Linked DNA regions of Homo sapiens: regions 2 and 3 are each linked to region 1. Evidence: chromatin contacts called from ENCODE Hi-C or POLR2A ChIA-PET data. All regions are on one chromosome and are shown on one strand. The core of a region is the stretch at or near the end of the contact, and the rest is flanking DNA. Distances in the headings are between cores, read along the strand shown.

What was found. Hi-C counts contacts between places; a loop is a spot of excess contacts on that map. ChIA-PET counts read pairs that join two places held with the same protein, here RNA polymerase II (POLR2A). Pooled maps may share reads with other maps.
Region 2: a loop to region 1 is called in a pooled map, with 2.5 times the contacts of the local background. The contact joins two enhancer-like sites. A Hi-C loop is called at or near these places in 1 of 168 maps with a recorded cell type or tissue (cardiac septum), 4 of 37 single-sample maps with no recorded cell type and 4 of 50 pooled maps. POLR2A ChIA-PET finds 5 or more read pairs at or near these places in 2 of 52 experiments (T-cell and activated naive CD4-positive, alpha-beta T cell).
Region 3: a pooled map shows a loop between it and region 1 (5-fold over the local background). The contact joins two enhancer-like sites. A Hi-C loop is called at or near these places in 5 of 37 single-sample maps with no recorded cell type and 5 of 50 pooled maps. POLR2A ChIA-PET finds 5 or more read pairs at or near these places in 2 of 52 experiments (PC-9 and activated CD8-positive, alpha-beta T cell).

What each region holds. Positions count from the first base shown.
Region 1 is chr21:34,972,827-34,976,490 of GRCh38, reverse strand. The region is part of intron 2 of RUNX1 (RUNX family transcription factor 1); the gene reads left to right. Among named protein-coding and RNA genes, the nearest start is that of RUNX1-IT1, 65 kb to the left of the region's middle. RefSeq lists enhancers at 1,912-2,001, 2,132-2,181 and a silencer at 2,025-2,319. Within about 2 kb of position 2,115, at least 2 of the 41 ENCODE cell types and tissues checked have a DNase peak (open chromatin) inside an H3K27ac peak, as active enhancers do.
Region 2 is chr21:35,203,456-35,207,119 of GRCh38, reverse strand. No RefSeq gene overlaps it. Among named protein-coding and RNA genes, the nearest start is that of RUNX1, 160 kb to the right of the region's middle. Within about 2 kb of position 1,724, at least 30 of the 41 ENCODE cell types and tissues checked have a DNase peak (open chromatin) inside an H3K27ac peak, as active enhancers do.
Region 3 is chr21:34,843,005-34,846,668 of GRCh38, reverse strand. The region is part of intron 6 of RUNX1 (RUNX family transcription factor 1); the gene reads left to right. All of the region lies in intron 1 of RUNX1-AS1 (RUNX1 antisense RNA 1), which reads right to left. Among named protein-coding and RNA genes, the nearest start is that of RUNX1-AS1, 8.5 kb to the right of the region's middle. Within about 2 kb of position 1,893, at least 20 of the 41 ENCODE cell types and tissues checked have a DNase peak (open chromatin) inside an H3K27ac peak, as active enhancers do.

The DNA.
Region 1 (3,664 bases), core at 866-3,365:
TAGTATTCAGGGATAGAAAAAGTCTTACAATTATAATGACTTGTGGACCTCCAAAGCTCAATCCTACTGGATAAAACTTATTCCTTAGTGTTTTACTTCCCTCATTAGGGAGAATTTAAATTTAATTTTATTTTTCTCCTGGAAGGATAGTGATCATGAAAAAAGGAGCCCATATATTTGAGGAAATTTTTCAATTTGGGAAAGGCAGTTGATGATATACTCTTGCAAGATATGTGCTAATAAATACTAACTTCAAAATGTAAGCAAGAGCTTTGTATTAATCTGTAATCTCAACTAGATCTCATTGAGCTTGAACAGTGTGAAAATGATTAGCTTTTCTTCTGTAATTTTTTTTTTTTTTTGGAAAGACCAATTGATGTATTTTTTTCAATCTCCCTCCAAATTTCCAATAAGACACAAGTAATTTTCAGAGTTAAACTCTGGCTTTCACCTACATTTTGTCCTGATTTTGTGAATACTGACTCAAAAATATTTGATAGCTTTCTTCTGCAGATAAAACACAACTCAACTGGCCGTGAAACCAAGACCTTCCATAATTTAGTCTCAATCCATCTTTCCAAAATTACTTTCCTTAACTCTCCTTTATAAACTCTTCACTTCAACAAATAATCCTCTCTCTTCTCTGTTTTCAGCCACCCTGTCTCCCCTCCAAAACTATTTCCGCCCCCCAAGAGCTACACACCCAACTGCTCTTCTGTGTCACAAATGTCACTGTTTTTACAAAGATTTTTGCAATTGCTACCCTCTCCACCCCTCCTTCCCTAGCTAGAAGCCTTCTCTCCCCTCTTCTAAACCCACACAGCTCACCATTTGGACAACTTTTAGGAAGTTTAGCACTTTCCACCACACACTATTGTTTTAAGTACAGTCACCCCCCAGTATCCATGGGGGTATTGGTTTCAGGACCCCTCTGGAATAACAACATCTTCAGATGCTCAAGTCTCTTTTCTAAAATGGTGTAGTATTTGCATATAACATGTGCACATCCTCCTGTATACTTTAAATCAACCCTAGATTACTTATAATACCTAACATAATGTAAATGCTATGCAAATAGTTGTTATACTGTATTGTTTAGGGAAGAATGACAGGAAAAAAGTCTGCGCATGTTCAATACAGACAACCATCCATATATACAGATCTATACGTAGAGAGATCCACAGTTGGTTAAATCCATAGAAGCAGAGCAGAGCTTCTTTATGAAGCCAAATATGTATCTTCATAATATCCCGGAGGGCAGAACTTCGGTCTGATTTGTAGGTATTGAGGTCTAATGAAAATAGCTAGGGAAAAGATCCAGGGGGAAGTCTTTTCCTCCACCACTTACTAGCTGGCTCTGCCTAGTATTACACTTGCTTGCCTTCTCTTTTAGCATATGGGCAATTTATCCAATCACTCTGAGCCTAGTTTCCACATCTAGCTGGCTCTGCCTAGTATTACACTTGCTTGCCTTCTCTTTTAGCATATGGGCAATTTATCCAATCACTCTGAGCCTAGTTTCCACATCTATAAAATACGGTGAGAACTTAATAAGTTAAAATTTCTAGCACATAGTAGATATTTAAAACATATTAAATAAATTCATGCCATTATAACGTCACAGTCTGTTACTTAAAATGTTTTCCTCAAAAGTCTCAATGGCTGACTCACAAAAACAGATTTGTTAATGGATCTGTTAAAATAAACAAGAGCAAAATAGCCTTTGCTATTTTTGTATAGTGTTAATCATTCTGTTCCTTAAAGAAAAGTCCCAGGGAACTACTTAGTGTGGGGAAGGCCGTTTCTAGAAGGAGTGCCGGCAGAGAGCAGGAGCAGGAGTTGGCATCACAAAGCTGGTGCTGTCTTCATCTACACCACATTTCATGTCAACTTCATTTTATTCATTTTGTGCCCCTCATCTGAACCCTCAGTTTCAGGTTTGGGAAACAGAACCAAATGGAACATGAAATGTAAAACAAGGTCCAGCCAAACACAGTGAGCTCTCTCCGGCTTCAAGTCAAAACTTGGCTGAACCACAAAGCTTCACCTGGTTTTGAGTAAAAACCACACTGAACCACCTTTTTTTTTTTTTCACGGTTTCGGTTTGCAAATGGGGTTTCATGCAAAGCTTGCCCTCGTTTCCGTAGAGTTCCCTGGCAGAGGACAGGCAAGTCTTCAGCTAATATGGACTCTGCCCCATGAGCACCCCTGGCCAGCCTGTGTGGAGGTGACTGGTGGTTACTTATTGTTCGGATCTCAGAAGGCCTGGGTGTTGAGTAGTCTTGCTCGTGTGATGATTAAGATGACAGAAAACTATCAGGCATATCAAGAAGAAGTACAATCAGTTAGTTTCTCTCTTTGCACTTGGCTTTTACGAAAACAGAGAAGAAAATTTTTGAAAAGCCATGAATTTATGAAGGGGTGGGAGGAGCATAGCCTAAAGCTCCATCTACGTGTGGAGGCAAAGAGATCTGAAACAATTCTTTGGATAATCCAGGCCAAAATTCCGATTCATCAGAAATATTGAGATAATAAAGGCAAAGTGGGCTAGAAGAGTGCACTTGTGGAAGTATGAAAACAAGCTCAATTTTCCCCTCAATGTGTAAATGTAGATAAAGCCATCATATCAGCGATGCATTTCTCCCTGGAGACTTGTAGTGGATTTGGTGTCATTCATGTGCTATGCTGGCAATAGTAGAAAGGATTAAAATGTTCCTTAGAAGCTAACAGTGTCAGATGAGCCATTTGCCCTGGGTGGTGATGACATTTGGGAATAAGGTTTAATATAAAGTGTCTCCAAACTGAGTTTTCTATGACATGGAGGGAGGTTTGTGTTGTTCTCTTGGTAAATTAAACTAGTACTTGGGATTTACAAGCAGATTTATAGGAGGATTGTAATGATGAATGCATGAAGAATGGATTGGATCAGTGATAAAACATTTATTATATCAATACATGCAAAGTTTGGAAAACTGTAAGAGAAAATAAATGGCCTCTTAAAAATCACTTATATATGTATAGTATCATAAAATTCACATACAAAAATTTCCCACACATGATGACACTGGATTAGTCCTGGAAAGATTATGTGACTTGTCCAATCCAGGTCAGGAAGCCAGTACGTTGCAGGGATTTGAGCTTCCCTCGTTCTTCTCCATTCACAGACAAAAATTTGTCCTTGGCATGATAACTATGTAGCAAGGGAGACAATCAAATACACCAACCACTACAATATAACATCACAGGCACCAAAGTGGGACTATCTTTTAGAGATGTGAGGGGCCTGAATAAAAGATTCCTACATCTGCCTCCTCCCTTTGTCCATATAAGCATGCAGGACTGAAAACTATGAGATAGTCTCTAAGAGACAGATGGAGGGAGAAAGAGCCTTACTGCCTATCTCTAGTGAGCTGGGGAATCCATTCAAGTGATTAGTTTGGGATATATTGGTTTTGAGGATTCCATGAAGTACACAACAAGAGCTCTCAAGGTTCTCCAGAAATGTCAGTCTAGAATTCCAAGGAAATAGTTCTGGGCTGGAGACATGAATTTGGGAGTCACTAATGTAAAAATAATAGATTAATGATCTCACCCAGAGCAAGATGTTGAGGGAGAAAAGTCAAAGGGAGCATCAGGCTCTCTCCAACCCGTGGGTCCAGTTGCA
Region 2 (3,664 bases), core at 475-2,974, 230 kb before region 1:
TTTCCCTCTTTATTCCAGAATGTGTGATTTTCCCGGTGTGATTCCCTTTTGTCTCTTTCAGTTGCAGAGCCACACAAGGGTATGCACTATTTCACTCTGATAGGGAAGAAAAAGTGTTTTCACAAATTGAAGTGTGTTGTGGTGGTGTGGGCACCCGCATGGTGAAATGGCAGAGGCATCCCTTGTGAGTGGTTTCTGTCCCTGGGAAGGTTTTGGAAGGCACAGATTCCTTTGGTATAGTTGGAACCTAATGTGGAGACTGCTGGTGGCAGGCATTTCCTAAACATGTGTGGAAGGAAGGAAGGAAAGAAGGACAGAAGGAAGGAAGGGAGGGAAGGAGGAAGGGAGGGGAAGGAAGGAAGGAAGGAGGGAGGGAGAAAGGGAAAGAGGGAAGGAAGGAAGGAGGAGGAGGGAGGAAGGAAGGAAAGAAAGGAAGGAAGGAAGGAGACAGAGGGAGGGGAGGGGAGAGAAGAGAGTCAGAGACACAGAGAGAGGAGGGGGAGGAGGGCTGAAGAACACAGGCGTTCAGACCTCTTCAGGCCTTGGTCAGTCTGAACATTCGTCCACAATCTCATGGTCACCTCCACCCCGACCTTCCTTCTTCCCACTTGTCCGGACATGCGAAAGTCTCCTAGCCCAGGCAGTTAAGAGAGGAGAAGTCATCATTCATGTGCTGCCAACACCTTTGAGTTAGACACGGCCGAGCTTTCTGTAGGTCTGCCTCTTCCAGCGGACACCAGCTCTCCCCACCGGCAGGCAGCAGGGCCCTCCCACTCTTGGGCTCCACCTCCTCACTGTCCCCAAGGCAAATGGAAAGCCAGGTGTGTGTATGAATTCCAGCAAGGCAAAAGAAGCAAGAAAGAGAGCAACTGAGATGTGGAGATTAAAAATAGGATAAACAGGAACTGAGAAGTCTGGGTTTCTATTTTTCTGGTTCACTTTGTTTTCATGCTTCCCTCAGTGAACTCTTGTAATTGTAGTCTCTCCCAATTAAGCAGTCATTTGTAGCTCAGGATAAGAAAATAAAGAAAATAAGACTCCTGAGTTCCCTGCGTGTAGAATTCCCCACCCCTCATCCTCAGAATGCATTCATTCCCAGCACACATGAAAACAATTGTCTGTAGGAAAAGAAGAATCAACTTTAGGCTTTGCCCAGAAATGCCAGCACAGTTCCTTCCATGGTGGTCGATGACCTCAAATTGGAAATGTGATAAATATAAGAATATCTATACCACATAAAAAACCAACAAGCTCCACACTTTGATTTTGCCCTATTCAGGGCAAGCTCTGATGTAAGAGGATGTCGGATGAACACGGATGCCCACGTGGCTACCCTAGGCCAGGGTTAAATCTCCTGGTGGTGAAAGCCTCTGTGCTACAGGGGAAAAGGTGTGTAGGCCGTGTGTGTGTGTGTGTGTGTGTGTGTGTGTGTGTGTGTGTGTGTGTATCCAGGAGATCAGCAGCCAGAGCTTCATTTATCACGGCTTTGCTTCCTAAAATGTAACTGGAGGCACAGAGAGCTCTTTATAAATCAAAAGGCCCCTAGCTTCCACTAGCCTGAAACAGTAGAGACGGTGGGAGCTGCCTGTGTTGAGTCTGAATGAAACACCCACTCAGCCCAGCTGCAAGCTATCTAAAGCAAATATCCCGACAATGGCCTCTTGCCCAGAAACGGCCTCAGCAGCCTGCCTCCCTGGACAGGAAGGAAGGCGCTCTGGAACAGAACCACTGCCCACGTGGTGGTGGGGGTGTGGGGAGCTCTCTCCTGGTCCCATCTCGCATTTGCCCCAAATCAAAGTAGAGGCTGCTAAACGGCTGATAGAGAAAGATGGACCGTCTAACTGCTAGTCAATGTTTATTGTATTCTTAGAAGCAGCGACTCTTCTCAACTTCCTGTGATCAAAAACGCTTGTTAATCGTTCTTATTAAAAGCCAGATCTCCCAACGTACAACTTTGTTGCACGTGGACTGAATTAAAAGCAGGAGATTGTTTTCATCTCTAGAATTCAGCGAATGCCAAAACAAATGTACATGAAATTGCCGGCCCTTTTTTTTTTCTTTCTTTCTTTCGTTATCTCTTTTCCCTTATTTCCCCCTACAGGAGGCAGCGAAACCTAGTAAAGAAAAAGAGGAAACTGGAACCTGAAGCTCAAAATTACGGGCAGGGAACTCGGATTCTGTCTGGGTGGAAGTGTTAGGTCACAATAGGATCCACTCAACCATCATGTTGCTTTTACTTTTCTCTCCTGCTGGTTTTCCGGGGGTACAGGTTTACAGTATGTGTCAGTGACTGAGACAAGCCCTTCCAAAGTGGCCGTTTTCTTGCTAATGTTAAATTATTTTTGATGCATTTTCTCTAGATTCCCCAGTTCTTGCAGGAAAACATTCAGAATGTGTTTTGATAAAATAGTAGCTCAGAAAAGCTCGTGCATCTTAGAAGCTTGCCATTTAAAATACAGATGTCCAGTTAAATTGAAATTTCGGAGAAGCAACTAATTTTGTTTAATGTTCAGGTAAACAATGAATGATAAAATATTACATGGAGTACATGTATGCTAAAAATGTATTCATGTTTATCTAAAATTTATATTTAAGTGGGTATCCTGTAGTTTTTAAATCTGATGACCCAGAACAAGTCAGCTCATTTGACCACATGTCTGCTGCACATATAGAGAGTTGAACACGTTCTAGGTAGTAATTATTCCCTGATACAATCATTTCGTCTTTATACCGCTACTCAATACCAGTACCCAGAAATGGTTGAGTCACCTAATGTAATTTTGCCAATCTGTTATGAGGTCATAGAAGACCGTCACTGGTAAGCTGCATAGAGAATCTAGGAATTGTTCTAACCGTGGTTCCTGACAAGCTCAAGCCCTCTAGACTTTACTTTTCCACTCCTCTAGCTTGGCTGGAAGGGCTGTAGCCACTTTCTGACTTTCTAGTCAGAGAGCCTTGAATATGAAGAAGGGTGGCCACGTTTCCATCTGCGAGGCTGACAGTCAAGGGCAGGAGTGTCTACCGTTTGCACAGTAGTCTGACGAAGGATTTCTCCCCAGTTGATTCCAAATTCATAATTTTCTGGAGTATAAAGGGACTGAACAGTATGGAGGTAGTCTAAGACATAAGACCTTCCTTTCAAAACTCAACTGCCAAAGTCAATGGAGCTTGCTACCACTTTAAAAACATTCCCAGGTCCAGCACACACGATCTAAAATTAAACTTAATTATCATCACTTGGAGATGCTCTATTAGAGGAAAGTCTGTGAGTCAATATGAAACGTCCTGCTGATCATCATCTGCAAAGTGGCCGAGCCAAGAACTGCTGGGACGCTCTGGCCACATATGGAACAGGACATGATATACATGATCTGATACTCTCATCTTAGACATACATTTTCTTAAACATCGAAAACAACAGAACGATTCTCCTGAGTGACTGTTGGATATACCTTTTTGTATTTTAAAAATGTGCTTGCTCCACTCACAGGGACCCTGCTGCCTGATCACTCAAATCACCTCATGGGAAACTCTGAGAAATGCTTTATTTAGAAGCAGTTCGGACTGTGAGTCATGCAACATTTTGCTGTGTTTTTCTTCTTCAGTTCTCCTGCTCCCATAAACATTTATAGGAAGACAGGATATTTCACTGCGTTTCAAGAGT
Region 3 (3,664 bases), core at 644-3,143, 130 kb after region 1:
GGAGTGGCCTGACCTGGTGGAAAGACTGCGGGCCTGCCCGTGGAGTCTATGTCTGGCCCTGCTAGCTCAGTCAATCTCAGCAGCTCATGTCTCCTCTTAGACCCTCAGATTCCTCATCTACAGAAGGAGAAAGAAGAGGAGATTGAATGATTTTTAAGGTCTTTATCAGCTTCTAAAAGTTTGATTTGATGGTTGTAGGAGCAATTGTTCTTTCAAAGCACCATCTTCTAACCTCAGGAAGGAAAGCCCAGGGGCCCCTGGGATGTCCTGCCAAACTGGGAAGACAAAGATTGTGACTGAGAAGGTGGGGGCAGGGCAGGAGAAGGGGGAAGAAGGGAGAATGGATCAACCCCAGGCCGGGGAAAGAGATGAATGAAGGTCCACGCCAGAGTGACATGCTCTAAGTAGGGGAAATCTTCCTAACTAGAGTTCCCATGACTTTGGCAACATTTGAAAAAAAAAAAAAAAAAAAAAGACATCCTTAAACCCACAAAGTACTCAATTGTCCAAGCCCCATTATGGCCAACTTCCCAAAGCTGGCTGGTCAGAGACCTTGGTGTTAATTCCTCAGCCAACTAAAAAAAGATGGTGTGAGTTCTGTTGACTTAATTGTTGGAGTGTTTCTGAGTGGGGCCGCCTCCCTCCTCTGCCTCCTCACAGTATTATGGGCTATTCTGCATTACCTGCCCTACCTATCTTCATAATCTAGCCGCAAACAGCTTTGGTTGACCACACCACTTCCCTATTGAAAGTTAATACTGTTTGACTCATTCTGTGTTACTAACCTGAAGCCAAAGAAAACAAGGCAGAGAATAACTGGCTTGTGTGGAGTTTGGAAAGCTCTTGGAGGCCCTGCTTTCAAAATCCTATACAGTAGCTTTACTATATCTCTCCGCTGCAGCTGCTGAGAAAATGAAGGAAGCAGAAGTGGTTAAAAAAAAAAGTTGGGGGTGGGGAAGAGACTGGGAAGGGAGTGGGGCGGGGTCCCCCTCCGGCTGGGAAAAGACAGGGTAATCTGCGGCAGTTTATGAGGGCTGTCTCCCTGAGCTGAGGTCTTGCTTTCACACACCAGAGTGTTCACACAGAAGAGGGACTGTTGAAGGAGTTAAAAGGAGAGGAAAGTTCAAAACAGTTGTTGAAAAGGCAGCTCTCCTATTGCCTGCGTAACACAGAGGAGCTGGGAGGCTGGTCTCACCAGGCCAGGCAGCCATAGGCAGAGACTCAAGGTAGACAGGCCAGGGGGAAGTTGTGTACCTTTCGAATCGGGAAAGGATTGAGGAGGGGGAATGTTGCCGGACAGAAGGCTGTCCTGGGCGTCCATCCTTGCCCTCCATCCCTGTCTCCATCCCTGGCAAGGATGGAACCTTCCCTTCCTTCATTTCCTAACTGGCTCAAATGTGGTCACCAAGGTGAATAGGAGGCACTAGTGTCTTGGAATAAACAGAACTTTCCCTCCCAATGTTACCTGGCAGACAGTGGGACCAGCATCTTCATCACCATGCTGTGCTCTGTGGGAGTCTAGGCAAACAGCCACTTGCCCATTCAGGTAACTTTAGAAGAGGTCTCCCTCCTCACAGATGCCCTTCTCAGCAGGTGGCTGCTTCTGGCACGTGGACAACAGTGCATAGAAGTGAGCCTGATGCCTGAATGAGGCTGTCATGACACAAACAACCGGAAGCCTTATTTGTGAGGGAGGGTCAACGTTCTGTTCAAAACAACTTGCTGCGGTTGGCTTTTGTACTAGTGAGTACTCAGGAGCTGTGAGTGGCCAGGGTACCCTGTCCTTCTGTACCAGCCAGGACCTGCTCAGCCATCTGTCCAAGGGCTTTGCAAGGCCAGCCTAGAACCTCAGTTGGCGTCTGTGACAGGAGAGAGCGTCAGAGTCAGATGCTGTTCCCCTGCTGTTGGGAAAGTCCCCGAGGCCCAGGGGGCAGGGCTTTTAGAAATAGGAGGGAATTTCCTTCCCTCTTTTTAGAAGTACAGAGGAGGAGAGATCATCCTCCACACTGCTGGATGAGCATTCCAGAATAAATCTAGTCCAGGAAAGGGGCTCACTCATTCATTCATTCACTCACTCACTCATTCATTTATTTGTCCAGCATTTATGGAGGCATCACCCAACCTTGGAAGGGCCCTGCCTTTACCTCGGTCCTGTCCAAACATGCTCAGTGTCTCTGCCCATTATGTATGAGATCTGCTGCTGCGGGAGGGGAACTGAGATTCCTGCAGGGAGGTTAGGAGGCCAGTGTGGAGAGCCTCAGTGCTGGTAACATGCTCACGCAAGCAGTGTGTGTGCGCCTCCTGGATCTTCTTCTCCTGGCCCCCAGGTCTTGCCTGTCTACCCCAGGACTAGCCCTGCTGATGCCTGAACTCCAAAGCCATGTCAGAAGCTCCAGGCAGCGTTCTGTGAGTCAGTGCTCATATCTCCATAGTGCGCCACCCGCCACCAATACTTTCTTTCTCTTCTGCAAGTCGCCTTCTCTTTAGAGTCTGTCCCTGGGCAGGAGCTACTCTGATCAACAAATCCATGTCACTGGTGGTTACCACTCTCTGGTTACTTTTCAGTTACGCTGTAACTGGGGGTTTCCTTGAGATAAGACCTTAACCTAGGGAGGGTTGCTAATATTTGGGATTATAGGCTGGTAGAAGAAGAAAAACCTTGAATTTGGGAGCTGTCTGCACCCTTCTTAAGAAACTGCCTCCACTTCCCCCACAGAGGGCTACCTCTGGTCAAGAGCAAAAGCCAGCAGGTGGCTTCTCTGCCCTGAGCTCAAGTTACCTCCTTAGTCACCAGACAGAAATGGACAGTGAGCCCTGGCGACCGGGGATGGCAGATTTAGATTTTGAGTGCTCTGCTTTTAGGAGAGGCCCGAGTCTCATGTGAGTGGGCGAAAAACTCCACTGCTCGTGGCAATGAGCCCTGGACTCAGGGAGCAGAGTTTTGTTTGGGTTTTTGTCCCGTGAGTCTTGGGCGCATGGTGCAGGGGGGCTGGGGAGGGGCAGGCCTGTGTGCGTCTCTGGCTTGAAGTTGTATTGGTTGTTGATCTTGCCTTGGCGTTGGCCAGCCTTTCCTGTCCATTGACTGTTGCTTGCTACACTTGTCTTGGCCCATGTCCTGAGGGCGATCACAGAACGGTGTGTGTGTGTGAGTGGATGTATGGATGTGTGATGGATGTATATGTATGTATGTGTATATGTGTGTATGTCAGTATGTGTGTATGTTTGTATATATGTGTCCCCATGTCTGTATATCTGCCTGTGTGTATATGCATGTGTGTCCCTGTGTGATATATGTATATGTGTGTGTGCGTCTGTATATATGTGTCTGTCCTGGTTTGTGTCTGTATGTGTATGTGTGTCTGTGCATGTCTTAATATATGTGTCTGTGTGACGTATGTACATGTGTCTGTGTGTATTTATATGTGTGTATCCCCATGTGTGTTTTATATCTGTGTGTGTGTCCAGGTGTCTGTGTATGTGTGTGTCTGTATGTGTTTACATGCATGCCTGTGTTTGTGTGTATATGTCCATGTGTGTCTGTATGTGTGTTTATACATGTGTGTCCATGTGTATCTATATTTTGTTTTGTTTTGTTTTTTGAGACAGAGTCTCGCTCTGTCGCTCAGGCTGGAGTGCACTGGCATGATCTTGGCTCATTGCAACT